Linked DNA regions of Homo sapiens: region 2 is linked to region 1. A link is a loop called in an ENCODE intact Hi-C map of the cell type or tissue named here. Cell type or tissue: PC-3. All regions are shown on one strand. Each heading gives the region's core, and the rest is flanking DNA. Links, peaks and the distances in the headings are about the cores only. Region 1 has its middle 12 kb from the start of SPATA13. Region 2 has its middle 86 kb from the start of SPATA13.

Region 1 (15,122 bases), core at 2,582-10,581:
TGCCTGGCACGTGGTCAAATGCTCAATAACTGGTGGCTATCATTGATTAGAATGGATAAGGTGCGTTTGCTATATTTTATTCTACAGTTTACTAGAGCAGATCTCTCTCTAATTTGAAGCTTCCTAGGATGACAGAATAATGTTTGGCATTTATCACATTATCTTAGCACATAAGTATCTATTTGGCTATTGGGGTGCTGGGAAACCCAATTAATTGAGGCACAGAGAGGAAAGCATTTTGCCTCCAGGAATGGGTCATCAAGGCCAAAGGACTAGAGTACAGATGGGGTGGGCCAGGAGCCAGATCCAGTGTGCCATCTACGGTGCCTCCCTGTCTGCTCGGAGACAGGGCCCCCATCACACCTGGGTTTGGAGGGGGGAATACGAATGGGCAGGGCAGCTACAGGCAAAAGAGGAGAATAAACGGTCTCACGCTGTCCTCACAGTTGCTGTGGACAACAGGTATGGCAATTCCTCAAAAATCAAAAAACTAGAATTACCGTATCATCCAGCAATCCCTCTTCTGGGATATACCCAAAAGAACTGAAAGCAGGGACTCGAACAGATATTTGTACACCCACTTTCATAGCAGCAGTATTCACACAGCCACAAGGTGACAGCAACCCAAGTATTCATCAATGGATGGATGAATAAACAAGATGTAGTAAATACATACAATGGAATATCACTCAGCCTTAAAGAGGAACAAAATTCCGACACACGCTGCAACACAGGTGGACCCTGAGGACATTACATTAAATGCATAAGCCCATCACAAAAGGACAGATACTGTAGGATTTCACTTATATGAGGTATCTGGAGTAGGCAAATTCACAGACAGAAAGTAGAATGGTGATTGCCAGAGGCTGCAGTGGGAAAGTGGGGAGTTACTGCTTAATGGGGACAGAATGTCAGTTTTGCAAGATGAGAAATGTTCTGTGGATGGATGATGGTGACGGTTGCATAACAATATGAATGTACTTAATGTACTGAATTGCACACTTAAAATTGTTAAAATGGTAAGTCTTATGTGTATTTTACCACAGTTTTTAAAAATGTCCCATTTTCTAATCTGCAGGCCAGAATCTGCAGAAAGCCATTGGGATTTTGCAGTAAAGAGCTGTCTCTGCCACTCACTGACTCTGGCTTGGTTCTGAAAGCCCTGTAAGCTTCCACTCCATCCCACTGCCCATCAGTCCCACTTTAAATAATGAATCTAGGCACCGAGAGTGTGTGTGGACTAGCACTGATGCAGACCACTTTACCAGAGCCATCCTTCACAAGCAGTATTCTCTTTGATTTAATTGAGTAACTCCTGAAAAACCTGTCTTCTTTATTAAATTTTCATGATTGATAGCTTCATCTGTCAATTTTTGGTTTATCACTTGGACTCCATCATTACACAGTAGGCCCTAAAGTTCTTCCGTGACAGATCTCTGTCACTGGGGATGGAGCACCACAGAGGCACATAGACCTTTCATAGAATCCCCCTTTCATCTTTCACTAGCTGGGTGCTTTGGGCAAACTGCTTGGAACCTTAGTTTCTTCATCTGTAATATAGAAATAATAATAACCAACCGGGCAAGGTGGCTCACGCCTGTAATCCCAGCACTTTGGGAGGCTGAGGCAGGTGGATCAGGAGTTTGAGCCCAGCCTAGCCAACATGGTGAAACCCTGGCTCTAGTAAAAACACAAAAACCAGCTGGGCATGGTGGCACACACCTGTAATCCCAGCTACAAGGGAGGCTGAGGCATGAGAATCACTTGAACCTGGGAGTTGGAGTTTGCACTGAGCCAAGATCATGCTATTGCACTCCAGCCTGGGCAACAAGAGCAAAACTCCGTCTCAAAACAAACAAACAAAACTGGTCTATCAGTCACACAGCTCCAAAGAAGTGAATTCTGTCGACACTAAGAATGAGCTTGGGAGCAAATTCTCCCCCAGTCAAGCTTCTCTATGAGAACACAGCCCAGCCCAACTGTGGCAGCAGCCTCATGAGGCCCTGAGCTGAGGAGCCAGCTAAGCTGTGCCCAGACTCCTCACCCCTGGAAACTCGCTTAAAAGTGTGAAAATAAATGTGCATAGTTTTTAACACACTGTGGTGCTTTGTTCCACATCATAGAAAACTAATACAACATGAAAATACTGAAAATTTCTAGCGCCTCAAAAGACTCCCTTATGTGCCCCTCCCCCCCGTTAGCAATGCCCAGTACCCCAAAGGTAAACATTAATGTTTATTGCCATAAATTACTTCTGTTTTTGAACTTCATATAAATGGAGTCATGCAGGATGTATACTTTTGTGTCTGACTTCCTTAACAGTATGTCTGAGATTCATCCATGTTGCTCTGTGTAACACTTGTTCATTTTTTTCATTGCTGTGTAGTATTCTGCTGTTTGAATATACTATGTCCTATTCTATTGTTGATGGACAATTAGATTGTTTTACTTTTGGTTACTATGTGGCCAGGACATGAACATGCTTTTAGTGGAAAAAAAATCACACTCTTGTTGGGTATTTACCCAGGAGTGGTACTGCCAGACTATCAGGTGTGCATATGTTTACCTTCTGTAGCTACGGCCAAGCTTTTTTTTTCAAAATGCTTGTATCAGTTTACACTCCCACAAGTGGTAGAAGAGAGTTCTACATGGTCCCCCACCTTCACTAAAACTTGGTATTGTCTTAGCCTCAGTTTTCTAATCATAAAAATAGGGATAACAATAGTTCCCACCGCTCAGAGTTGATGTGAACATTAGGTGAGAACATACATAAATGTCCTCATAAGATAACACTTGTTTGATAAAGGGTGGATATTTATTTCCACTAAGCAGCTCAGTCACATTGTTAGAAGTGGCTGGGCTAGGATTCCAACCCCAAGGGATGAATTCCAAACTCCACTCTCTCACTATACCTCACCAGCCCACTTCCCAGTAATTTTTAGTGGTCATCAATCTCCATGGATATTTCAAAATGACCTCCTCTTTTAGACTCTGTTCTCCTGTGTAGATCCACATAAAGTATGTGCTCTTCATACATATGGCTTCAGAGATAAATGGAATTGCAATTGACATGGGTAGGGGATCTGTGATTATTTTACCCTAGACCTACAGTTTTCCTTGCAGCGTACCGTGGATCATTCTCTCTACCACGTGTCCTCTGTTGAAAGTGGCCTTGGCTGCCTTCACTGATTTTGTCATCTGAAGGGTGTACTTTACACATGCTGAGTCCTAAATTGTCAATGTCTTCACTTCTCTGTCATGTACTAGCAGAACCCTAGCTCTATTATTTATTCCTTGTCTACCTGACAAGAACAAGTTCCTTTTTAGGCAATGAAATGGAGTGTGAGAAGAGTGTGCTGGTGGCAGTGAGGAGGAAGTGCACAGAGTGAAGGCCAGCCACGTGGGCCACACAGCCCAAAGACAGGACTGCAGGTGGAAAATGGGGCACCCACATCAGAGGTGCCAGGACCACCAGGGCCTATTGGAAACCCTAAACATACATGAGACAGACCAGCATGACAGCTCCTTTGCCAGGCAGCTAATGTGTCTGTATGTGGACGTAATGTTTATGATGGGGAGATGCAGATGATAAAATCAGAGTAAAGAGACACCATCCACAGAGGATGCCCAAGTCCCAACTCAGAGGTCCTAAGTAGACATGAGCACAGACGTAACATAGACATTTTTCTCACACACACGCACAACACTGCTTTTGTTTTGCATGTTGACCTTTGTCACATTCAGCTACGCTGTGTATTGGGTGTACTTAAAGGTTACACGGAGGTGAAAGTCTCAATGTAAAATGTAAAAGTGAGAAAGAAAAGAAATAATCATCATTTGAGTTCTGAACATTTGAGGGAGGAGAGGAAGAGAAAGAGAGAGAGAGAGAAAGCTGCTTCAAGACCTGTCAATTCCTCCATGATAAGGACTTGGAGTGGCTCTGCATTTTGTCTCTGGCGCCTTGCTCAGAGTGACCATCCAACACAAGCCTGATGAATGAGCAGCTCATATTTGAAGAACGGGTGATGGTGAGTGACAGAGAGAGACATCTTCCACAGCAGGACTTTGAAAAGGCCATGGGCATCATTTTGCTGTGATTGAAAGCACTGGTCACACAGACGGGGATGTGGGAGCTGTGGGGCTGGAATGCTTTCATGATTTTATTCCCTCACTGGCATAGAACACCCGCTGTGCAAGACCTCACTGGGGAGGACCTCCCTGGTGGAGCTTATCAAAGAGGCGGAAGAGGAGGTCGTTACACACAATGTGACAGGATGGGTGTCAGACAGAGCTGTGAAGTAGGCACAGAGGAAAGTGGCCATGTCCTTGAGCAGGAACCACTGAGTCCCATGGCACCTGGCCTGTGCCTTGTTTGGGGCTGTGCCTTGTGCTAGAGTCAGAAAGCTTGTGTCCACCCTCATGAATGGGAGGAGTGCCCTTATAAAAGGGGCAGAGGGAGTCCCCGTGCCCCTCCCACAAAGTGAGGGCACATACAAGGCATTATCCATGCAAAAGGGTCTTCACCAGACACTGAATCTACAGGTGCCTTGATCTTGGACTTCCCAGCCTCTAAAACTGTGGGAAAATAAATATCTGCTGTCCATAAATTACTGAGTCTAAGGTATTTTGTTACAGCAGCCTGAACAGACTAAGACTGTTCAGTGTGTTCACGTATCACACTCTGCCTGTGTCTGCTGCTCCTGGAAGGCCCTGCCACCTTTAGAAAACCAGGCATTCCCTGAGAACTGAACCACATCTTCACAGCTTTATGCCTTTCTCTCCCTTTGCAGCCCTCATCCTGGGCAATATCAATTCACTAGTGTTAGCTAAATTAATCAAGCATCTATACTGCTTAGTACTGTTAAAGACTATGCAGCTGGTAAAAATGGTAAAGTCTATTAAATACCTAGTATGTGCCAGGTTCTGTTCTAAGCATTTTACATGTTTTACTCATTTAATCCTCACAATAACCCTAAATGGTAGGAACTGCTAATATTACCATTTTACAGATAAGGAAGCTGAGCCCTCTCTGGTAGGTTGGTGATGTACCCACAGCTGGTGTTTGAACTTGGACAGTTGAGTTCCAGACCCAACACTCTTAAAAAAAAGGAAAAAAAACTCCAGTAATGGACATCTATTCATAATTTGAAATGTTTATTACAAAACCCTGACAGAGACAGGACTTTCATGTATATAACTGGGTATTTTCATTCTCTGTCAAATAAGTTGGTTGTAAATGATGAAACATTCAATATTACAGCCATTATTATTGTCTAGTGCATGGTTACTAACAGCCAGGCACTGTGTTGCATATTTCACTTCATCATTAAAACCAGGGAGAGTTTATCATTATTTTCATTTTACAAATGGGGAAACTGAGCCAGGAGTTAAACAAATGGTTCCGGGTCCTCAGCCCCATGTGTTTGACAGAGCAAGGATTCAGACCAAGATCTGCCTGTCTTTCAAAGTCCTGATGTAACCTGAATGCTGAAGGACGCATGCCCACAATCACAGCACAGATAGCTCAGCACTGCGGGAGGAAGCATCTGGGTCTGAGGGCCATCTCCTGGATTCTGTCTCCAGAACTGTGTGATTTGGGGCAAGCCTCTTAATCTGTGTGAATCTCAATGTTATCATCTGTAAAATTATGAGGATTATGAATCTTCGCAGGATTCCTGTAGGAATGGATTAAAATATGCAAAGACCCCAGACAGGGACTTGTCAACTCTTTAGTGGGGGTTTTGTAATGCCTAACTTTATGCATCAATTTGGCTGGGCCATGGCGCCCAGTCAAACAGCATCTAGACAGCAAACACATCTAAACAGCAGTCTCCGTGTGGCTGTGAAGGTATTTTTAGGTGATACTAACAGCTAAGTCACTAGACTTGAGTAAAGGAGAGAGTCCTCTGCCATGTGGGTGGGCCTTGTCCAATCAGGGGACAGTCATAGGAGAGAAGATGTGGGTTCCCTGAGGAAGAAGGACTTCGGCCTCAAGACTGCAACACAAAAGCCTGCCTGAATCCCCAGCCTGCTGTGGCCTGCCTTGCCCTGTGGATTCTGGACCCAAGACTTCAACATCAACTTTTACCTGAGTCTCCAGCCTACTGGCCTACTTACAAATTTTGGACTTGCCAGCCCTCAAATTTGTGTGCAATTCCTTAAAAAAAAAAATCAATCAATATTTATCTCTCTATACTTCCTATAGGTTTTATTTCTCTGGAGAACACTGACTAATTCAGGATGGATGGGAAGTTAGAAACAGCCTTAAAAAGGAGGTCCTGCCTGAACCAGGTCTCCCCAGAGGGCACCCATGCCAGTCGGTGACATCTCATAGGATTGGAACTCCCAGTGCTGAGATGCACTGCCATGCCACTGAGGCTGCAGGCTGCTCTCTAGGGGACTGGCAGGAGCTGTGCAGCAGTGATGCCACTTGAGAGCACTGAGGACATGCGGTGGGTGCACTGGTGCTGGGCAGGGAGAAACCCAGGGTGTTTGGAGAAGTGGAGGCTGTGGGAGGAGAGCACGGGAGACGGGCACTGTAGAGCCAATGTGTCTCAGGACAGAGGGTCTGGCCCACCATGTTCTAATGTGACTGTCCCCCATCAGTCCACCTAAGAATCTCAGCATTGCCCAGCTCCGTCTCCTCCAGGCTGCACACCTGGCCACCAGTCAGGCAGATACCAGCTTTCTGTGGGACAGTCCCCCGACTCTCCCATGCCCCACACTCTCCCTTCCCTCCCCACAGCCACCCTGTGGCACAGCAGCTCTCTCCCTCCCCGACAGCCCCTGGATGCAGGCCTTCCCATCTCTGTGTTCCTCCCCAACCACCTCCTGCTGCCCAAGAGCTCTTTCTGAAACACCCCCAACTCCTGTCAGGCCTCAGCACCCACACAACCGAGTTCAAGTTTCTTTGCATGTCATGCAAGGCCTGTGACAACCTGACCCGCAGCTCTCCAGCTCTATCCGCCCCGCAGGGCCTTTGTACAAGCCGCTCTCCCTCTGGGTTCTTCCCCACATGGGTGGGAGCTTTCCCGCCCCCATCAGCCATTTCCAGTGATTCAAATCCAAGCTTTTAGCTCCAAATTCAGGACGCTGCACTACACCACAGTGACAGAAGATCTAGGAGTGTTAGGTGGCCTCAGGGCATCTCTGATTCCTGAAAAAGTGGCAGCAGAACTCCTCTAATGAACACTAGAGTCAACCAGGGATTGTCTCTTCAGAGTCCACCCTTGGCCAGATTTGGACACAAAATTCTCACCAACAGAAAGGGAAGGTCCAGGAACAGAAGACAGGCAAAATGCCAGGGTGTTTTTCAAACTTCCGACCACAGCCCACAGTGAGATGCGTATTTCACCCCCACGATCTCACATATGAGAACATAAAGAGAATGACAAACGATGCCAACCTTTACTTCATGGGGTGTGTTCGGTGTTCTCTCTTCTCTCTTGGGTTGTTGTATTTAATTCTGGTGGAAATTTGCTAAATTCATTTCAGGACTCACTAATGAGATAAAGCCCATCACTGGAACACACTGCAGTGATCAGCAATGTGGAAAACGACCCAGTGTGATGGCAACAGGCAGGGGGCAGACAGGACGCCTCTTTCATCTGCCCCATGGCTTCTTCCTGCCCCCCTTTTGCCCACTACCTCCTTAGTCACAAATAAGTTTACCGTGACATTCAAATCCTCATTCTCCTTTGTTTGTGGACGGAGCCTACATTCCTCCAAGCCCAGTCACCAACCCTGAGTCACAGAGCCCTGCTCTCATGTGGCATGCATAGGAGAGCATTTCCTGGTATAAACAAACACTCATGGAAACCATGAATAATAAACAAGCCGCTCTACCAGAATGAACAGCAGCTCCTGTGTCCTTACTTCCCTTGTTCTACCCCTCCCTGCCTTCCTCAAGCTTTCCAGATCTCTCTGGACACACACTCATTGCTAGGACAGAATGCTCCTGTTTAGGTGTTTTACTTGTCTGATGTGTTTGGTCCATTAAGCCTTGTGTACAATGCCAACAGTTGTAGGCATAAGAAAAAGACTGAGCCAGTTCCTTGCAGAGATTCTCAACTCTTCAACCAAGTTCTCCCTCTGACTAAAAGCCTCTGGTCAACCATATTAAACTCCTAACGTATCACACTGGTTATGTGTACACCAAGGGCTTGTGTTTGATGCTTCAGGTCAGAAACTCCTGCAGGTACCCTGGGAGGCAGTGTTAAGGAGCAGAAAACTGAGATGGTTTCATTTTTCTGAGGTAATTAGGTAATACAGCACAGGGTTATACCCCAGCCTATTTATTCCAACCCTATGGCCATTTCTGCTCTGATGGGATGTATGCATTTCAGGAAAAAAAAATAAAAAAACAAAAAAGCCTTGTGTTCTGTGAAATTGTGCACAAAAGACAACGGGGCTCATGAAAGTAGGACTGAGACCCCTTGAACCCTGAGGACTTCATCACCAGAGCCCTAACAATAGTAACGATCGTAATCAAAAGACATAGGCAGTTGAAAAGGCACATTAGATTCCTAGCAAGGAACTACAACTGCAAATGCTGTGCAGGAATGTCTTTTAAAAATATGGGAAATGATATGATTCAACAATTTTACCCCTGGGTGTATGCGGAAAAGAACTGAAAGCAGGATCTTTAACAGATATTTGTACGCAACATAGTCATGGCAGCATTATTCACAAAAGCCAAAAGACAGAAACAACCCAGGTGTCCAGTGGTGGATGAATGGATTAAAAAAATGTGGTGTATACATACAATAGAATATTAGCCTTAAAAGGAAGGAGATTCAGACACATGCTACAACATGGATGAACCTTGAGGACCTTACGCTAAATGAAATGAACCAATCACAAAAAGACCAATCCCGTACGATTCCACTGATATGAGGTATCTAGAGCGGTCAAGCTCAGAAAAGGAAAGTAGAATGGTGTCTGCCAGGGGCTAGGGGTGTGGAGGGAACGGGGAGTTAATGTTTAATGGGTACAGGGTTTCAGTTTCAGCTCTGGAGATGGATGGTGGTGTTGGTTGCACAGCAATATAAATGTACTTAATAGACTTAAACATGGTTAAGATGGTACGTTTTGTTCTGTATATTTACTACAAGTTTTTTTAAAAGGTGTGGGTGGCTTCCTGGAAGGGGCTTAACAGCTTGAGAGTTGACCCTGCTGAGATATGAAGACAAGGGCAAAATGCTCCCAGATTGAGAGCACCGAGCAATCACCACTTCCAACGGAGAAGGGAGCACACAGAAGAGAGTGGATAGACAAGCTTGGCCAGCATTAACGTGTAGGGCAGAAATTGCTATGAATCAGCACAACTTTCACATGATGGTGACACTCTGCCCCTATTTACCAGTCACCTACAAGCTAAATTACAGAAACTCACATTTAGCAAAGCAGACTACACTCACTGTCATGGCCCAGTTACTCAATACGGTCATCATTCTATCTCCTTTCCACCTTCTCTGCATCCTGTTCTGCCTAAAGTACGAGACATGCATCACACATACCACCAGGCCAATTAATCAGAGTAGTCTTCTTGAAACAATTTTAATTATAAGTGGAAAAAGCATTCCATTCTTGATGGTAAGAAAAAAATTATCTGAACAATCAGATATCATCTTCCATCCAATGCATGCTTGGAGTTATGGGCAGCGGAAAATAATAAACTCATCCAGAGGCCTATTGGGCAATGAATTTATTGACATATTTCAAGACTCGCCAAGATGTTTTCTTCTCTTTATTTCTAAGTGAAAGGCATAGTTTTTCTAGGAAAAAAAAATCATGCCTGAATGAGATTTTTTAAAAGACTGGAGCTTGTAAAATGTTCAAAATTGGTGGGGGAGGGGTGGGGCGGGGACGGATGCGGTGGTAAAGAAATCTCAGTCCATCTGGGAGATAGGATATTCCGTAGTGTGTAGAGGGCATTTGAGACTGCAGGAAGCATAGCCGACCACGATGGAAAATGCTTTAGACACAAAGGTATATACTAATTAAATGTATAACATAATCATGGCATTCACATATCTCTAACCTGTGACAAGTAAGAGAAGTATTGGCATTTTTTTTAAATTGCTGTGCATTTCCATTTCCTTAGTGCCCTGTAAAAGAACATTTTAGAGGTTATTTATAGCCTACTTTCCTCTGTGTTAATTATCATACAGGTTTATGTATTATTTCTTATCTATGTAGATAAGATTATAGAGTACTTAGTTATGTATCGCCCTAGCAATTTTAGTTACCAATTCCTATCTTTAAATGAAAGCCAACGAATTTCTTGCAGGCCTGCCTGCATGGAAGCAGCTAACGATCACAAGGGTACTCGGTGATCTGGCCTGGCCGCAGGGAGAGGAGTTGAAATTGGAGGACTAACTGTATCTGGCTTACAGAGTCTGACCTCCCTTTCACAATGGGAACAGCCTTGTCAGTGAAGCTGGAGTGCCCCGATTTAATTGGCTTCAGTCCCTGAAGCTGATCTATGAATTAGGCTGGCTTTGCCAATGGGATCAAGATACTCAAAGTCTGTTGACTGAGACTCCCTCTATCCTAAATAGAAAGTGGATAGGTGCTGCCTAAAATACCATTTCTCCTGTGTATCATCCTCCCCTCCTGCTTAATCAGCAAAGATTCCCAAATCCAAATTCTTCCTGGCTGCCAAAGCTCTCCAGAGAGGGACCTTGTGCTACCTGTTCAGTCCAAGTGTCTGCCACTCCTCACCACATTCAGCTGCAGACAGATTGGCCCCCGCAGTCTATGCCTGTTGACTTGGTCGGGAGTGCTCGTCCCCCTTCTTTCTCACATATGGAATAGGCTCCTTCCCTCCATCAGCATAGAGCTCTCTCTCCTCCAAGCCCCAGCTGTGCTCTGTCTCCGCCGTGAAGTCTTGGCCAATGCTGTCCACAAGGATGTTTTTCCTGTCTTAGTCTCCTTCACGCCCTCCTAGCAGCATCACCAATTTGAAAATTAGCCGTTCTCTATTTATTGATCATGCACAATTCTCTCCACCTGAGCTATGTTTCCACTGCCTCAGCCTCACCTCAGTTACTAATACCTTCATTCCCCAAACTGTAAGTTGAGAATTGCAGGAAGAGTTCCCCAGTCCCTGCTTTGTTCTAATCTAGCTACACAAATGCTGTTATTCAGGCACCAATGCCACCCCTCTGACTCTTCTTACTGAGGCCTGGAGTACTTTCATTACATCTGTTACCAGCTCACTCGGTTTATGTCCTCTGTGGACTCACATGAACTGAGAACAATCAGAGGAACGTGCTGGTAGGGATGCTACAGACAGCTTCCTTTCCCCTGCAGGGACATACTTTAAACCTTGTTCAAAGCCCCTGAAAAGTCCTGTTTGGCTGGAATCCTCTGACTCTTTCACAATGCCACCACTGTTAGTAACAGCCCTAATTAATACCTTCAATAGAAAAATGAAGTTAGACCTTTGCCTCTGTCTACTTAGTATTTTGTGGCTGTTGTAAAAAATCAGATTCTTTCAGGGCAGTAGGATTTACACATTTTAATCAAGTGCCTTTCACACTGTCTCTTTCTGACACCCCCAGCATCTAAATTACAAAGTGATGTCAGTATTGCCAGGAAGTTGAAAAGAAGGTGGCTACGACAGTCTCCTTTGACTTGCCCACTTCAGAAATAGTGTACCAGCTCATTCTAACTATATTCACAATGTCCCTTTCCTCTACCTGCCTCCCACCTTATCACTACCCAAGGGACCTCTGTGTCCTCACCCTCCATTTGATCATAGGTCTAATGAAATATTCATCCAAATTTGGAAGTAATGAAGGATTTATTGGAAAGTGGGCAGCATCTTAGGCCAAGGGGAAAGCTTTGAGCAGAAACTGGAAGACAAAGGCAAGGAGGTGGATGGCCAGGAGGGTGCAAGGATTTGCTCAGCATACCGTACTGCACGAGGCTGCCACCAGAACCTGGAACCCTAGTCTCTGCCTCTTCCGACCCTGGTCAAGAAAACACCAACTACGCCACGCTGGCCAAAGTCTGAAAGGTGGGATCCTCTCTCGGTGGCTGCTGCAGCGGGGCTGGTGTGCTGCAACCCGGACGGAGCTGAGTGAGGGGCACAATGGCAGCAACCTGCAGGCACCAAAGAGCCCCCAAGAGCTGCTCAGCGGTGCCTGATCAAAGTTTGTCTGGGCCAGTGCTTGTGCATTGTGTACGCTGTGCGACAACCAGGAAGGAGAGCTGGGTTTTGCCATCCTCCAACGCTTCTTAAATAGGAAACTTTTTGGGTAGCACCTGGCCTAGTTCCTGGAACACAGAAGGTGCTGAGTGATGTTAGTTTCATTCGCTCATCTTGTCTCTTGGGCATGGAAAAGAGTTTACAAGTGCTCTTTCATTATCCATCTTGATGTGGGAAGGTGGGGCAGGGGAAGATGAGTACCCGCTCTCGCCCTTTGGTGTGATGTTTGTGACGTACACGAGGCATGTGGGAGAGTGGATCACAGCATTGGACAGACTGGATCCAAGTCCTGACTCGCCCACCTACAGTTACATCCCAAGAGGCAGGGGCTTAGCATCTTTGGGAACTGAGTTTCTGCTCTGAGAAGTGGGATCACAATAATGACCTTGCAGATCCCACTGGGGCCACTGAGTTAGTGCACATTCAGCTCATGAACATTCACAGTCGGGGGTGTGGTGGGAGGCTCTCTGTTCTCCCCACTCTACGTGCTTTGAGTGTTTCTGGCCAACCCTGGGCGGCCTTTCTCACCTGTGACCTCTCATCATATGCCCTGTGGTTTCAGGGCAACCACATGAGATAGGTGTTCTTTTTCCCATTTTGCAGATGAGGACATTAGAAGAATAACTTGGCTAAGGTCATCTGGCCAGAGAGAAAGTGTCACATGTTCCTCCAAGTAAGTCCTTTCTCCTAGTCTTAGAGGTCACATCTCAGAACCTCTGGGACTATCTATAGCAAGACATGGCATCAAGTAGCCAGACAGTTTCTGAAAAGGGCTCAGCCCCCACTGTTAGATGTTCTGTGGTTCCCCTGGAGGACGTTTCGGGTTCCCTGTGGGTGGTATCAGGACGTCCCCCAGAGCTCAGGTCACTCATCTCTCTCCATAACTGGCAGCAGAGTCGGAAAGCCTGGGAAAAAAAGACTTCTACTTGGAAAGGAGCAACTTTTTAAGTTAGAAAACACATTTTTCTTTTCTGCTTTCGGTCACTCATCTTTGCAAAAATAGAAGTAACTATCAATTTATCCAAAATATAAAAGAACATAGGAATGAGAGCACTGCCAGCAGCTGCGGATTTTTATCAACACAAAACCTCTATTCTAATGCCTTCCCCTTGCAACCCTGCTCCAGGTACTACTTAGGATTTTTACTTTAATATTGGGGAAAAATGGGAGAAGTAAAATGAGAAAGGGGGAAGGGGCAACGTAGGTTCCCTCCCATATTTCTGGGCACTTGCAGTTGCCTTAAACACCAGGGGCTTCCGTCTAGACTTCCTGCTTCCTGCCCACTGACTCCTTGTCTGCAGGCTTTCTCTGGTTTGGACCAGGCCAAAATGCCAGAAAAGGAATGCCCTGGGGAGCACCCTCACCCAGTGGTGGATGGAGACTGAAGATGAGGCACCAGCCTTCCCTCCCTTCCTGCCTCTCGCCTGCTGCCCGGCAGGTGCTTCCTGGGATCACCTCCTAAAGAAACAACTTGGACTCAAGCCATTGTCTCAGGGTCAGCTTCTGTGTGAACCCAACCTCCGAAGCAGTTTGTAACCAGTGAGAGGCCAGGCATGGATGGAGAGCTGCTTCAGCCCTGCAAGAAAGGAGAAGGCCCTGACTGACATGAGGATGACCAGCCCAGTCTTTCCTCGGGCTCCCCAGGGGAAGGGAAACACTCTTCCAAGGGAATCCTGGCCCATGAATTATGATTCCAAATGCCTAAGCTTTTTGAGTGACCTACCAAATGCCTGAGAAAGAAAAAGAATATAAAACGCCAGGAGAAGGAGAAGGAGAAAAAGGAGGAGAAGAAGAAGGGAGGAAAAAGAAGGAAGAGGAAGAGGAAGAGGAAGAAGGATGAGGAAGAGGAAAGGGGGAGGAGGAAAAAAGTTGTTGAAGAGTAGTAATTACCTCTTAAAGAAAAGCTCCAATATACACACAAAAAAGTCAAGGAAAAACACTTCCCATGCACTGGGAAGGTGCAGCATCTGTTCTGTGATATTTCTGCCCCCAAATGCATAACCTCAATCTAACAGGAGAAAACATCAGACAATCCAAAACTGAGGGGGGAGAAATGGGCTGGTGCTGTTCAAAAGTGTCAAGGTCATGAAAGACAAAGAAAAACTAAAGAACTATAACATTTGGAGAAAACAGTTTAGTTTGACAACTGACTGGAATGTGGGATCCTGGACTGTAACCTGAACCAGCAAAAGGATGTAAGTGGGAAAATCAGCAGATTCTGAATAAGGCCTGTAGACTAGTAGATAGTCTTTGTATGCATGTTAATATCCTGGTTTTAATCAGTGCACTGTGGTTATGTCAGATGTTAATATTGGCGGGGGAGGGGGGCACTGGGAGAAGGATACATAAGACCCCTCTGTCCTATTTGTAGCATAAAAAAGCTAAAAAAAAAAAACCTTTCCCTACAAATGATTAATACTGTCCAAGATTGCTCTAATATCAGGACCGTAAACCACAATTATTGAAAGCTTGATGGATTGTTTCTGGAAAAAAGGAAAAAGTAGACTGTGCAGTCTACTTCAAGGTTCATCTGAGAGGCCCTACTGAGGTGAGTAAACAGCAACATGAAGACCTGACTCCATTTGCACGCCCAGTTAAATGGCAGCAGTGAAGAAAAGGAGAATACCAGACTGGCCTAAAGTAATGGTTAGCCTGCTCTGAGACAGCACATTATTACCCTTGAAGTGATGCATGAATTAGAAAAAATAACAACGTTCACTTAATGATAGCTCTCGATCTTTCTTAGCCACGGGAGGCTCCCTAGCTATAAAGCAGCAATGTTTATGGGTAGCCCCATTTGTTACTTAACTAACAACCATTCCATACCCCCTGCGTGGCAGGCGCTGGGCTGCAAGGATGAACATGACTCGTGCCCTTCCCTCATGAAGTACTCATGTTATCACAG
Region 2 (15,122 bases), core at 4,068-12,067, 75 kb after region 1:
CAAGCTCCGCTTCCCGGGTTCACGCCATTCTCCTGCCTCAGCCTCCCGAGTAGCTGGGACTACAGGCGCCCGCCACCGCGCCCGGCTAATTTTTTGTATTTTTAGTAGAGACGGGGTTTCACCTTGTTAGCCAGGATGGTCTCGATCTCCTGACCTCATGATCCACCCGCCTCGGCCTCCCAAAGTGCTGGGATTACAGGCGTGAGCCACCGCGCCCGGCCAAAGATCTTATTTTTATTTTGGCTGTAGTTGAGTATAGAAAAGGCCACAGCTTCCTGTGTATCCCACTGTGGTGGACAAAACTCTCCAAAGAGCAACTCAATCATCTCAAGGTGAATTCTCCATCAGTGTTACCCTCCCCGCCACAGACATCACAGCTAGTTATGCTGTTTTAATAAAGCTAACCTGGTGCATTTGTTAATATATGCCTTTCAAATCACTCCGAGCTCAGCACCAGTGACTGACATCAGGTCAAGCCTGCCCCTGCCACAGAACACTTACGTGCTTATGAGAGAGTAGCTCACTCTTTCTGAACCTCAGCGTCCTCCCCTGTTGAAGAGATATTGCTATCCTTGCAAAGATGTATTTTGGATCCTGCATGTCAAGCAACTAGCAACTAGCATAGAGGTTGGCACACAGTAGATTGCAGTAAGTGGCAGCGGACATCATCCTTGCTATGATTCCAGGTTCCATCCTGATAAAATGAAGTATAAGTCTGCTGGCATGAGTGCAAATGGTGCAGCCATTCGAGACCAATACAGCAGCACTCAGTGAAATAAATAGATATGCATATGACCTATGGCTCATCAATCCCACTCCTGGGAATAGACTCCCAGAGAGCACCAGCACCAGGGAACAGGGCCCAGGTAACTTATTCCAGCATTGTCTGTGGGCGTGGAAAGTGAAAGGCAACCTGGGGTTTAACCCAGGGGGACAGAAGAGAAAAATGGTGAAAAATGGCTGTGAAGCCGACAGGGGAATGAGCTCCAGGACTGCCAGCAACATCCAGTGGTCTTTAAAACATAGTGTGCAATTTTTAATTTTTTTTAAATTTATGCTTACTTTTTATTTATTTATTTTTTAAGAGACAGAGAGTCTTGTGCTGTCACCCAGGCTGCAGTGCAGTTGTGCAATCATAGCTCACTACAGCCTTGAACTCCTGCGCTCAAGCAATCCTTCTGCCTTGACCTCCCAAAGTGCTGCGATTACATGCATGAGTCATCACACTGGGCCAGCTTTTTTTTTTAGTAAGAAATAGAATGAGACCTACAGCCTCATACTATTGATGTGAGTTTATGATACTTACAGACATGCTACAACACTATATTTCACAGATGCATACATATCCAAGGACATAAGTGCTTAGGCTGGGAGGAGAAGAGTGAATGACAGTGGGGAGTATAAAGAAGTGGGAAAAAAAGATAATAAAATAAAATAAAATAAGAGAAGGGCCTCATATAGATTACCGGTGAACTTTGTATGATTAACTCAACTCTTCACTTTTTGTCCCCTCCAAAAACCAAAAAAGTGGTGGTCTCTCATGCATGACTTGGACAGATCTACCTGAAAGGAGTCAAATTATTGCATCAATTAGGCCAACAGCAAGGACAAAATGGAGGTCTTTGACAGTAACACTATGTGTTCACTCATCTTTACATCCACAGCACCAAGCATATAATAGACAGGAAATAAATGCTTAGATGAATGAATAGAACAAAACTTGTTGATATTCATGCAGGTATTTTCCTCCTTTCCTTACCAGAGGATGACAGAACCCTCGGAATGACAAAAGGGAGCATTGGGAACTTATTAGGAGGTACGTGTGTTTCCAGGAGGTGAGGGGACAGAAGACAGGTGCACTGGAAGTGGTTTCCCAAATGTCAAGAGAGTTGCCTAACTCTTTGGAGGAAGATAAGACTCCAAGAAACAAAATGATTAAAGAACAGCCCACGAGGCATACAGTAATGCACAACATTAACATGTGCGATGGACGTTCCACATGCCATAGGGCACAGAAGATGAGTCTGTGCCCTACACTGTTACCTACAGGCTGAGGTGTACAATATGTCATACAGTGTCACTGATACTCTGTGACATCAAGGCCACCGATGAAATCTCAGATCTACCTGTAAATTTAAGGGGAAGTTACCTTCTTAGGTGGTGTGCGGCCTGTCCACACTAATGGGTCCCAGAGTCCAGCCTGACTGGCTTGACTTCCCACCTGCTGTGTGTGCGCAGTGATCCCCATCCTCCCTTCCCACCAATTCTGTATTTATGTGGCAAGATTGTAGCTTTTGAGTGTTTTATTCATTTTGAGTGATGATGCATGTGATGGTGTCAAGGTGACTTGGGCCCAAGCCGCCAAAGCTTTTGTTCTCATTTCTAGTAAGTCGTTGGTTCCTGCTTATTCTCTTCACAGCCCATTCATTCCATAGCAGGGAATGTTCCCACTTGCTGTGATGTCCTGAGCCATTTGTTTACAGCAGTAAACCTTACTGGGGTGTGTTTCAGGAATTTGATTCTAGGCGCTGCTGTTTTGACATACGGTCATGTGAAGGAGAAGAATCCTTTTATGGCAAAGAAGAACACTGGGGTTAAAAGGCTTTGAGATTTAGATTTGCCTGTTTTAGATAAAAGACCCAAGAAGTAATTTCTTCATAATTCACAGTTCACTTTCTCACTTCTCCAGCTGGGTGATGTTGAATATTTTAATATAAAATTCCTTCTAATTTTGGTTTCATTTCCATTTTGAGGCACTGGAGTTTAAAACTACAAATCAATTCCTAAGCAAGAAATGCTGTTAGACCTTAACTTGAAAGTCAGCATCTTCAGATATGCTGGTTGGGACACGGGTTGACTTTGTGACTTACTGTAGACAGTGTATGAGTATCCCCATCCTCACGGGAGAGTCAAGTAAGGCCCAAAAGGTGAGAGGCGAAATGGGGAGATGTAATCAGAAAGTACAAAATTGCAATTCTATAAGATGAGTCCAGAGACCTAATGTAGGCAGGAGGCTGTAACTAATGATATATAATTGCACACTAGCACTGTGCCAAGGGAGATTTTAGATAAAAAAGAAGAAAGAAAGAAAATAAAGTAGAGCCCAGGAAAGAACTGGACCCCATACTTGGCAGGAAAAGTCTCTCCCTCAAGCCGTCAGGACCCCCCTGTATTACTAGCATTTGCCCATCCTGCCTAGTCTCAGGTCGGGATCATCAGCTGAAACTTCTAGACAAGACTCTGAAAGCAATCTGCAACCAGGTAGCAGGGAAAGTTCAGCCAGAGTCTTTCAAATGGAAAAGCCCAGACCGGGAGTCCTCTGCTCTGCTCCATCTCTGACTTCTCTGCAATCCATTCTGCAGCAAGAAACCAGGGTGATCTTTTCAGAGTAGCGTGGATCATGTCACCCCCTCAGCTCTGTTTCACCTCATTCAACAGTTTCCCAGTGTTCTTGGTTTACCAATAAAACTGCACCGTAGCGGACAAGGCCCTGGATGGCTGGATCCTGTTTACATCTCCAGTTCTACTTCACACCCAAAGTCTCTCCTGCAGCCATGTGGGCCATCTACATCCCGTGTTCCCACATGCCTCAGGGCCTAGGCACCCGCTGCCCTCCCCCGAACTGCTCCCCCTCTTCCCTTCTGCCACTGCCTCCTACTCATCCTCCGTTATCAGATCAGTACCACCTCCTCCAAGAAGCCCTCTCCAATTTTCTGGTTAGGCCAAATCCGGTGAACTGTGCCCTACATCTTCCTTTAGAACAATTCCCAGTTGGAATTTCATATATTGGGTGATGATACAGTTGTCTGTTTTTCCACTGAATGGTAATTACCAAGAAGCTGTGCCCATCTCCCAAACTGTTGGGTCCACAGTACCCAGCATGGTAAATGAGGATACAGGATGTCTATTTAGTCATTGACTGAATGGGGGGATGAATGAATAAATGAATGAGCAAGCCAGGGCTGAACCCCATCACACAACTGGGATAACAGCCTTGGCATGGAATGGGAAGGTGAATGTACACTGATGGGCTATTGACAGCAGAGTTATGCACTTAAGAGTATGACTTTATGGACTAGGGCGACAACTGCTTCCTAAACACACCTACTGGGAAATGGAGATCTAGACTGAGAGTAACAACAAATAACAACTGCCCAGGCCTGCTGCTGTCAGCACCATGCTGGGACCCTCACTCACATTATTTCTAGAGGTTAAGTGAGCATACTTAAAGTCACATTATGTCAGAAACTTGGCTCCACTAGTCACTAAAAGTATGTCTTAATTAGTGAAGTGCCCCAGGCCTGTTTTCTCATTTGTAAATGAGACAGTAACAGCATATACTTCAGACTGTTACTGTGAGTCTTCAATGAGCTACCATCTGTAAAGCCCTTACCATGGTATTTGGCAAACACCAAAAATATCAAAACTACTATCATGCCCATTTCAAACACAGGAAAACTAGTAAATGGTTGGGTCAGAACTCAAACAGAGGCGTGTCTGGCTCCAAAGTTTTGCCTCTCTTGATCCTGCTTGGTATGAGGGTGGGCAGCACCAAGTCTCTTGGCTGAAGGTCTTTGGTATTTGCAGGTGAGCTAGGCTGGCACTGCTGTGGGGGCGAGCAGGTGGCAGGCAGGCAGCTGTGCAGAGCTCTGACACACGTGCAGGAGGAGAGCAGGCATCAAGTGGTGGGACTGGGAAACTCCATGAAAACTCATGGACGCTGGGACCGGTTTGCAAAGTTAGTGTGGGGTGAGCAAGAAGCTGACAATCGCAGGCCAAGCCTTGAAGGTCCTCAGATCAAGGCTGAGATCAAGCCTGGGGTGGGACAGGGCCTGCAAGAGAGAAGGATGTGGGACCAACCAAGGGAACAAAGAGTTGTGGGCCCCAGAGCAGACCAGTTCTCACAACAGCAGTGGGACCACCTCCCGAGGTTTCAAGCCATGGGGTTGGACAGCAAGAGGAGGAATGTAACCTGCACCTAATATTGGAGATGGGCATGCATTTTCCTGTAGAAGTATGGATTATACACGGTCCTGGGGCCTACAGCATAGTGTGTGCCGCTCTATAATACACTGTGACCTGAATCTTCCAATATGAATCCAAATTCCATATTCTGTTTTGTCTTTTTTTTTTAAATTTTATTTTAGATCCAGCAGATCCCTGTGCATGTTTGTTACGGGGTATCTTGTGTACTGGTGGGGACTGGGCTTCCAGTGTCCATTCTCCAAATGGTGATTGTACCTGATAGGAAATTTTTCTTCCCTCACCCACTCCCTTCTTCCCCCATTTTGGATTCCTGAGCATCTATTATTTCCATCTTTATGTCCGTGTGTACTATATCTGTTCTTTCGTTCCAGTATGATCACATGTACTTGTCAACTCATGGATCCCAATTTTGGGTTCAGAGAACATGGCTCCTGTAACTATAGTTAACCTCTACTGTGAATTAAACCAGCTCTTGTGGACTGGGCTCTTTTTTTTTTTTTTTTTTTTTTTTGACATGGAGTCTCGCTCTGTCGCCAGGACTGGGGCTATTTCTCGTAGGAAAATTTGTTCCATGTTCCAGATAACTTATGGAATGGAACCCTAAGGCATGGCCTGCATGGTAGAAACAGCTATTTGCTATTAAGTTCAACTGTGATGTGTGGTGCCCTTCCCAGACATTCTTTTATTTTCTTCTAAGCCACCAGAGATCGTATTTTAACAAAAATAATAATAATGAAAACTGGCTCGTTAAGAAACCCAGGGTCCCCTCAACAACATATGAATCAAAGGGAAGGACTTTGCCGTATCCCCCTGGAAAGCCTGTCTTAGGAATAAGGCGAGGTTGAAGAGCCGATCTGCTGCAATGACTGTGTCAGCCCATCTGGCCGTGAATCCAAGAGGACTAGGGGACTCCTGTCCACCCTGCATGTAAGAGGACCTTGCTGGAACACGCCCCCTGGGACTGCCTTCTGCTTGACTTCCACCTGCTTTTCTGGGGGTAACTTCCTTTTACATAAGAGTGACTCTCTTTTGTCTCTAGGTGTTTTCTCTTCTTGTGAGCGGATCCTTCCTTCCTTCCCTGTCCTTGCACCTCCCTGTGTCCCCATTGTCTTCGTTTCTGCATTTTGCATCCCCCACAGCACCACCCCAGACCCCGGGTCACCAGAGCCACAAGACCCTCAGTGGCCTGGTTTCCTGTCCCGGGGTCTGCTGCTTCGTTCATATTCACTCTTCTCAGTTAACGAGGAGCTTTGTTTCACTTTTGGCACAAATAATATCAAAACAACAATTGAGAAGCAAAACATCAAAAACAAATCCAGGCACTTGGCCATCCTTTGGGACAGCTGTTTTCATTGTCTGTTCCCCTCGTCCTTGCCCAGTTGCAGATGTGCTTTCCCATTGATTTATTTCATCATCCCTTAGTCTGTCACTCAGGGACGGAGAGTCTGCCAGGCACGGGGCTATAACCTGGCACACAAAGATAAACCACTCATTTCCCAGGAGTTCAGGCTGCATAGTTAATAATCAACTTTTAAGAACTGCACCTGTGGCAGTTCTTAAATGATAAAAGCATGTACACTGCTGTTTCTGTTGTTTTCCTCAAGAATTTCTAAGAACTTCTCAGTCAAGAATGCACATCAGTGGTGCTTATTACCTTAATGAATTTCAAAGTCCTCTTTTCTCTGTTTTACAAGTGGGGAAACGTGTTTCCGTGTGAGAGGAAAACAAAATGGTCAGCTTAGTTTGGGCAGCACATTCTTAAGATATCAATGGAAACAGAAGGTGTTTCCACCGCATGATTTGCTAGATTTAGTTTTTTCCCCCATTCTAGACTATTTTTGGTCCTAATTCTTCTGCAGAAATTATTTCTTCTATAGAAATCTCTCTTCTCCCAGGAGAGAGACATCAATAAAGGGAGACAGCGTGGCGGCAAATGCTTTCAGGCCCAGCTCTCCTTTCCACCCACAGGCTGCTGCAAGACCAGCGGCAGAAAGAACAGTGCTTCCCGTCCACTTTTTTTGCACTCCAGAATTGGAGGTCAAGGTGAAAAACTGTCACTCATTTTACCTCCAGCTGAAATTACAGACAACAGTCATGTTTCTTTGAACTAAATACTTAACTTTTAAAAAGCGGGATAAGCAACGTTGTCATAACTTTTCCAGTTCTGTGAAGTAGAAACAGTGCCAGCATTATGACTAATCTCATCAGCAAACCCAGCTAGCTGGTATCAAAATGTCATGGGGTCATTTGAAAAAAATAGGACATTTTAGCAATTCTAATTAAGTCTTGAGTTTATTTAAACCCTTGGCTTAATGAAAAGATTTTTCCCCTTTATTAACATTTGTTTTATTTTTACTTTTATTATTACAAGACTTTCTGTTGCCCAGGCTTATTCATTATTTCAGCCAACAAATATTTACTGAGTGACTACTATTTGCCAAACCGAGATCCAGGCTCTGGAGATATAATTATGTAAAATAAGCATGAGGTCTGTGCTTTCATAGAACTGATATTTTAGTGGGAGATTAACTATGAAGAAAAACTAAATTAATACTAAAATGTTAGAGAGTAATAGTAGCTACATACAGATTTAAAATAGTGCTGTGATGAAGAGTAACTGGGTGGTCAAGAAAGGCCTCTAGCAGAGCAGGACTGGGGCACAGGACCTGGGTCTACCATGTTCAGTTAAGTATGGCCTAAAGGTGCCTCCTCACATATTCTAACCTTGGCCTAAGGGTTTTTCCATACAGAGGAAAACATAACCAAACTGCAGGTGTAAACAGACTGTAACTTACTTTGCATCAATCACAGAGTTTCGCCAATCACAGGCAGCCAACTGTTCAAATAAGGCAAATGCCAAACTGCACCCAGCCTAGCTGTGTCTGTGCCTTACTTCCCTTTCCTGTATGTCTCCTTCCTTTTTCTGTCTAGAAATCCTCTCTGACCACGTGGCAGCATGGAGTTGCTCCAAACCTATTCTGGCTGGCTAACAGGAGGTTGTGCTGCCCAATTCAAGAATCTTCCTCTGCTCAATTAAACTCTGCTAAATCCAATTGTCTGAAGTTTTTCTTTCAATGGCCACCAGGATTCAGTTATTTGAGCAAGTTCCCTAATTCCTACAAGGGTTTTTTTTTTAATCACTTTACTCCTCATTGGTAAAATTTAGATAATAATAACTCCTAACTCACAGGATTGGTGCAAGATTTAAGGAGTTAATGTGTGTTAGAGCAGTGCCTGATACATAGTAAGTGCTGCATAAGGGACAGTCATCATGAGTACAATTAAATGTGCTAAGCATATACACCCAGGTTCATAGCCATACTATTCACAATAGCCAAAAGGTGGAAGCAACCCAAGTGTCCATCAATGGATGAATGGTAAAAAAAAAATGTGGTCTATTCATACAACAGAATATTATTCAGCCTTAAAAAAGGAAGGAAATCCTAGCACATGCTACCACGTGGATGAATCTTGAGTTAAATAAACCTGTTACAAAAGGACAAATACTGTGTGATTCCACTTATATGAGGTACCTAGAGTAGGCAAATTCATAGAGACAGGAAGTAGAAGGATGGTTGCCAGGGGCTGGGGAGAAACGGGCATAGACAATAGTGGTTTAATGAAGACAGTTTCAGATCTTCAAGATGTCCTGAAGATTGGATGTACAAATGTGAATGCACTTAACATTACTAAACTGTATGCTTAAAAATAATTAAGATCGAAAATGTATGTGCATCTTACCACAAATTTTTAAGAAGTGCTAAGTGTAAATTACAATGTGAAATAAGAATCAGGGTAGAGACAGGGAGTAGCAGCTGTACAGCAGCAAAGTTTATTGTGGTGTGCAAGGCTGCACATCTCCAAGAATTTCCATTTATGTCTTGGTCTACGTAACTGGCACACCAGAGGTGCTCAGTTCACAGCCTTCCTGAATATTCATGGTGTTTCAGACTATTTCTCCCTCCCACATCTCCCTGAGGTGTTAGTCAAGGTTCTTGTTGCAAGCAACAGAAACTAGCAGGAGAGAAGTTTATTTAAAAGATATTAGATGGCTTGAGAACTAGGCTCAAGGCCAAACTTCCAGGAAAGACCCAAAATCATGCTGCAGTAAAGGCCTGATGAGAAAACCATGCCATTGACCTCACTAAGTCCTAAAAGCTTTAAGGACTGGCCTAAAGTCCACTTACTCAAATGTGGCAGTAGCTGCTATGGCCACCGGCACCAATGTCACCTGTGTGTGAGGACAGACTGCCACTCCCAAGAACTGCATGCCTCAGCTGCCACTGTCACAGGCAAAAATGAATTCCATGTGGAACTTCCTCCTTCAAATTTCTAACATATGACAGATAGGTATAGACAGATATTTATATTGTATCAAATAGAAAACAAGTAACAAAATTACATGCAGGTGAGTCTGACTGATGGCGCATAAGCCACTTGCCTGGGCCCTAGTTGATGAAGAGGCTGGCATGGTGAGTTTTCTCAGTTCTATCTTGGGGTAGTGGGATTCACAAACCTAGAAATTTTTTTTAAATTGCAAGGTGAACAGTACAGAGCAGCTGAAACCTTGACAAATGTCCACTACAGTCCCCCACTTGGCCTTCCAACACCAACATACAATCTTCTACACTTCAACCTAATGATCATGACGTTATCCAGAAAATGGTCAAATAACTCACCATTGCCTTGGATTAAAAAAACTGGACATTATCAAAATATCGGTGATCCCTATGAAAATCTATAAATTCATAGAGACAAGATCTACGGGATCAATGTTGGACAGGTTCAGCTTAAAATGCTAAAGGAACCCCACATATAGAGTTTGCGAGTTTACCTGGTTTTCACATATGGGCTGGAGTCATCTGTGCATTAGGTTTAGTTTTGGATGAGATGACCAAGGATTCAACTTAGACTACACTTAAGGGGATGTAAAAAAAAAAAAAAAAAAGGAGCCAACAGTAGACACTGAGGAGGAGCCATTGCAACTCAGAGGAACCAGGAAAAAGCGATGCCGAGGGAGGAGAGGCTCCAAGGGCATCGTAGGTGCACAGAAGTGATGAGATTGAAGAGGAAAATCATCTCTGGTTTGGCAAGCAGGTCACTGGTGATGGCCCAGAAGGCAGATTCAATGAAATCCAGAAGGCAGATTCAATGAAATCATGGGAATGGAAGCCAGGATTCTGGGGACTGAGCTGTGTGTGAGCAGGAGGGGCTGGAGAGGCAGTGAGTCTAAACAACCGTGTCAGGAGGCTCATCTCTAAAGTGAAGTAGGTGCATCAGAAGCCCTGATAGAACAGGATGGCCCATGTCCAGCCCTGCCACGAGCACATACTGTGAAGATCCACCTGCCTCAGGCTCAATGCGAACATTAATCATCTATATTCCCAGTTCATACAAATGCTTGATTTCCCATTTATCTTTCTGCAAAGTCCATTGAGTTTATCCAGGTAGAAAGATTTTAAAGACAGTTTCTCTTCTGCTGTACGGTACTTAAAGAGAGACAACAGTTTTGGCAATGACTTGAGGGCTTTTAAAAATTAATTTTCAGCATTGATTCTACATTGTTTGTTCTGTATGTCTAGGGTTAGTTACAAGCCATTTTACATTCTAAGAACACATTTAGCCTTTGAGAGAGAACAGCTTTTCTCTCATGTACTTGTGTGTTCAATTTTGTACTTTCTCCAATTCACTCTTCCTTAATATTCTTGATTGGACATGTGCACTTCTTTTATCTTCTACAAAAATGAGAAGACGGCATATGGATTGAATTATTAATACAGCAAGCACATGTTACATCTTTATGCCAACACCACCACCAATACCTTGCCATAACCAGCCACAAATTCTTAAGAGCTCTAGCTGTTAGAGCACTCGAGTCAGCTGTTTTAAAGTGCACACGGGGAGAATCATCTTGCTCAAAAATTCCTTAAAGTCTTACAAAGTTAAAACTTTGCTTAACATAAAAACAGAGCTTCCAGGCATCCAGAAAAACAGCAAAGTGAGTGACAATGCCAAGAGCCTCCTCCTCACTAAATGCCCTTACTTAGAATACAATGAAAAATGTTTATCAACAACAATGCCAGCAAGGAACATTAAATCTGATGTGATTCAATGCAGGGTGTGCCTGTTTGTATGTACGGTCAGACACCAAAGGAACAAGCTCCATACTACAGAGGGCTGAGTCAGACCAGAGGTCACATCTCTGCGTGCTGGTTTTCCCTAGTTCCACCAGACAGAAGCGATTGAGGATACAGGGTGAGGTACTTTATTTCTAAGCCTTGGCCTTCTCATCTGTAAATTACAATCAGACCCACTTCACAGAGTTGTTATGAGAGTTAAAGACAACAATGCAGATAAAGGTTCACTCTAATGCCTTGCACCAATAATGGTGGTGGTGGTGATGTTATTATTCCACTTAAACACAGTTTCCTGAAGTTCAGCATAGCAGGCTAAGCTCCAACTAGCTTCTGGATCACTTCAGACAATGTCTGGCTTCCCACCCTTTGGTCTTGCTGCCCTCCATTCCAATGTGTCTACTATGAGTCCTAGGGCTCAGGTGACTCCACTGAGATGCAGCTGTCTCCTCTACAAAGGAATCATATCTCATCATTCAAGCAGTTTATGACTGGGCTTAAGCACTAGTTTTCTACGCATCCCTAGTTCCTCTGGTCATACTAAAGTCCTCCCTGAACCATGAGTGCATTCATCATGGTTCTCCAGGGAAACAAAACCAACAGAATATATACACAGATATAGACATTAACACAGACGTAGACATATACATAAAGGGAAGGACCTGACGCCTACAATTGTGGAGGTCAGCACGTCCTAAGATCTGCAGCACGAGTTGGCAGCCTGGAAACCTGGGAGAGCTGAGGACATAGTTCCAGTCTGAAGGCCGGCAGTTCTGAGATCCAGGAAGAGCTGCTATTTTGGTTTGAGTCGGAAGGCAGAAAAAAACCAGACGTGCCAGTTTGAAGACAGTCAGGGAGGGGGAATTCTTCATTACTTGGGGGAGGGTCAGCCTTCCGTTCTATTGAGGCCTTTAACTGATTGGAAGAGACCCACCCAAATTAGGGAGGAAAGTTGACTTCACTCAGTCTACTGATTTAAATGTTAATCTCATCCAAAATCATTCTGACAGAAACACACAGAATAATGTTCAACCAAATATCAGCACCCTGTGGCCCAGTCAAGTTGACACATAAATTTAATCATCACAATAAACACATAGTCCCAAAGTAAGGCCGAAGCTAATCAATCAGTAAAGTTCTATTGGCTCAGAGTAGACACAACCCAAACCACGACCAAAACACACCAGAGACGCCAAGTACATGGACTTCTGGAAAGAGATATCTCCTCTCTCTCTTCCTTTCAATTGGGGGGCCATCCCTACCCTGAGGGAAGTGAGCATATGGTAGGGGGGCGGCAGAGGAGGCAAGGAGAATCCCAGAGAAATGCTGCAGCCCTGGTCAGCCACGCATCAGGGCTAATTTCCTCGGACATTTCTGTTGCCCAAGCAGACCCATCATGTTTACCGTGCAAACCAATTTGGATGGGTTTTCTGTCACCTGCAAGATGAAGTCTAACTGCTCTACTCTGACACTGGAACCGTTTTAGTCCACAATCTGCCCCTGCTCCTGAACTCTGTACTCCAAGCAAGCAGTCAGTATGTGAAACACCGTCCAAGCTAAACTATGTTCTTGGAGCTGAGAAGATGTTCCTCAAATGTCCATGCTGCCTAGCCTTACCTCTATCCAATGAGTTACTTGCCAGAGACCCCTCTACCGCACTCCCACATCTCAGATAGGAATGCCCTCCCAGAGTGAACTCACATTGGGGACCTTCCTTTGGCCTCTGAGATTTGCAGTGTTGGTCACCTTTTGGGGTCAAGCCCTCAATCCTGCCATTTCCCAACTTTCTCACTGTCACAACGGTCAGTGCCATTTGGTCTTAGATTATGTACAAATGATAGAATTATTGAACTGGTAATATTACATGAATAACAGAATAAATGATCAAACAAAGAACAGTTGTTGGCAGGATAAATGCTGTACGTGTTCAAACAAAAATAATGCATGTTAGGCATGCACCCCTGGAATGTAAAATTAAGAAAAATAAAAACAAAGTTAAGTCCTGGCCAGGGCAATCGGGCAAGATAAATAAATAAAGGGCATCCACATAGGGAGAGAGGATGGCAAATTATCGCTGTTTGTAGACACATGATCCTATATCTAGGAAACCCAATCTCAGACCAAAAGCTTCTTAACCTGATAAACAACTTCAACAATGTCTCAGGATGCAAAATCAATGTGCAGAAATCACTAGCATTTTTACATACCAAAACAGTGAAGCCAAGAGCCAAATTACGAATGAATTCCCATTCACAATTGGCAAAAAGAGAACAAAATACCTAGAAATACAGCTAACCAGGGAGGTGAAAGATCTTTACAAGGAGAACTACAAACCACTACTCAAATAAATCAGAGATGACACAAACAAATGAAAAACATTCCATGCTCATGGATGGGAAGAATCAACATTGTAAAAATGGCCATACTGCTCAAAGCAATTTATAGATTTAATGCTATTCCTATTGAACTACCATTGAGATTTTTCATGGAACTAGAAAAAAATATTTTAAAATTCATATGAAATCAAAAAAGAGCCCAAACAGCCAAGGCAATCCTAAGCAAAAAGAAGAAAAGTGGAGGTATACGCTACCTGACTATACTACGCAAGAATATACTACAGGGCTACAGTAACCAAAACAGCTTCTGCACAGAAAAATAAACTATCAACAGAGTGAACAAACAACCTACGGAATGGGAGAAAATATTCACAAATATGCATCCAACAAAGGTCTAATATCCAGCATCTATAAGGAACTTAAACACATTTACAAGAAAAAACTTCATTAAAAAGTGGGAAAAGGACATGAACAGACACTGTTCAAAAGAAGACATACATGCGGCCAACAAACATATGAAAAAGAGCTCAATACCACTGATCATTAGAGAAATGCAAGTCAAAACCACCATGAGATACCATCTCATGCCAGTCAGAATGGCTATTACTAAGGCTCTCACTGCATAAGAATGCAAGTCAAAATAGTCCAAAAATAACAGATGCTGGTGGAAATAACAGGTTGTGGAGAAAAAGGGATGCTTATACACTGTCAGTGAAAGCGTAAATTAGTTCAACCACTGTGTAAGACAGTGTGGTGATTCTTCAAAGACCTAATGACAGAAATATCATTTGACAAAGCAATTTCATTACTGGGCACATACCCAAAGGAATATAAATTGTTCTATTATAAAGACACAAGCACGTGTATGTTCAGCACAGCACTAATTAACAATAGCAAAGACATGGAATCAACCTAGACAGATTGGATAAAAAAAGTATGGTACATATATACCATGGAATACTATGCAACCACAAAAAAGAACAAGATCATGTCTTCTGTAGGGAGGTCATTATCCTTAGCAAACTAGCAGGAACAGAAAACCAAATACCACATGTTCTCACTTATAAGGGGGAGCTAAATCAGGAGAACTCATGGACACATAGAGGAGAACAAAACACCCTGGGGCCTATTGGAGAGTGGAGGGTGAGAGGCAAAGAGGATCAGGCAAAGTAACTAATGGCCACTTGGCTTAATGCTTGGGTGATGAAATAATCTGTACAACAAACCCCCATGATACAAGTTTACCTATCTAATGAACATACACATGTACCCCTGAACTTAAAATAAAAGATAAAAAACAATTTTAATTAAAAACAAAACAACTATAATCCTAGCACTTTGGGAGGCCAAGGCATGCAGATCACCTGAGGTCAGGAGTTCGAGACCAACCTTGCCAACATGGTGAAACCCCATGTCTACTAAAAATACAAAAATAGCCAGATGTGATGGCAGGCACCTGTAGTCCCAGCTATTTGGGAGGCTGAGGCAGGAGAATCACTTGATCCTGGGAGGCAGAGGTTGCAGTGACCCGAGATCATGTCACTGCACTCCAGCCTAGGCGACAGAGTGAGACTCCATCTCAAAAACAAAACAAAACAAAAAGAAATCATGCATATTAGGTCAAATCAGCAGCTTTTTCTACCCCAAGATTCTGTTCCTGAGGTGA

What was found. A loop is a pair of places that touch in the nucleus more often than their neighbours do. Peaks named below come from ENCODE experiments on the same cell type or tissue, not always from the same donor. Only the 100,000 strongest peaks of a DNase experiment are listed, where the experiment ranks them.
Region 2: a loop joins it to region 1, with 7 times the contacts of the local background. A loop is called at or near these places in 6 of 110 quality-filtered maps.

The regions. Positions count from the first base shown.
Region 1 is chr13:24,141,601-24,156,722 of GRCh38, reverse strand. It overlaps a transcript of SPATA13 not described here. Among named protein-coding and RNA genes, the nearest start is that of SPATA13, 12 kb to the left of the region's middle. RefSeq lists enhancers at 6,600-7,276, 14,740-15,122 and a silencer at 13,559-13,853. In PC-3, for the core only: a CTCF peak has its summit at 7,552; DNase peaks (open chromatin) are centred at 7,322 and 7,732; H3K4me3 peaks cover 1,215 bases; H3K27ac peaks cover 3,862 bases.
Region 2 is chr13:24,067,638-24,082,759 of GRCh38, reverse strand. It overlaps a transcript of SPATA13 not described here. Among named protein-coding and RNA genes, the nearest start is that of SPATA13, 86 kb to the left of the region's middle. In PC-3, for the core only: no CTCF peak of the experiment used is centred there; DNase peaks (open chromatin) are centred at 7,149 and 11,139; H3K27ac peaks cover 1,778 bases.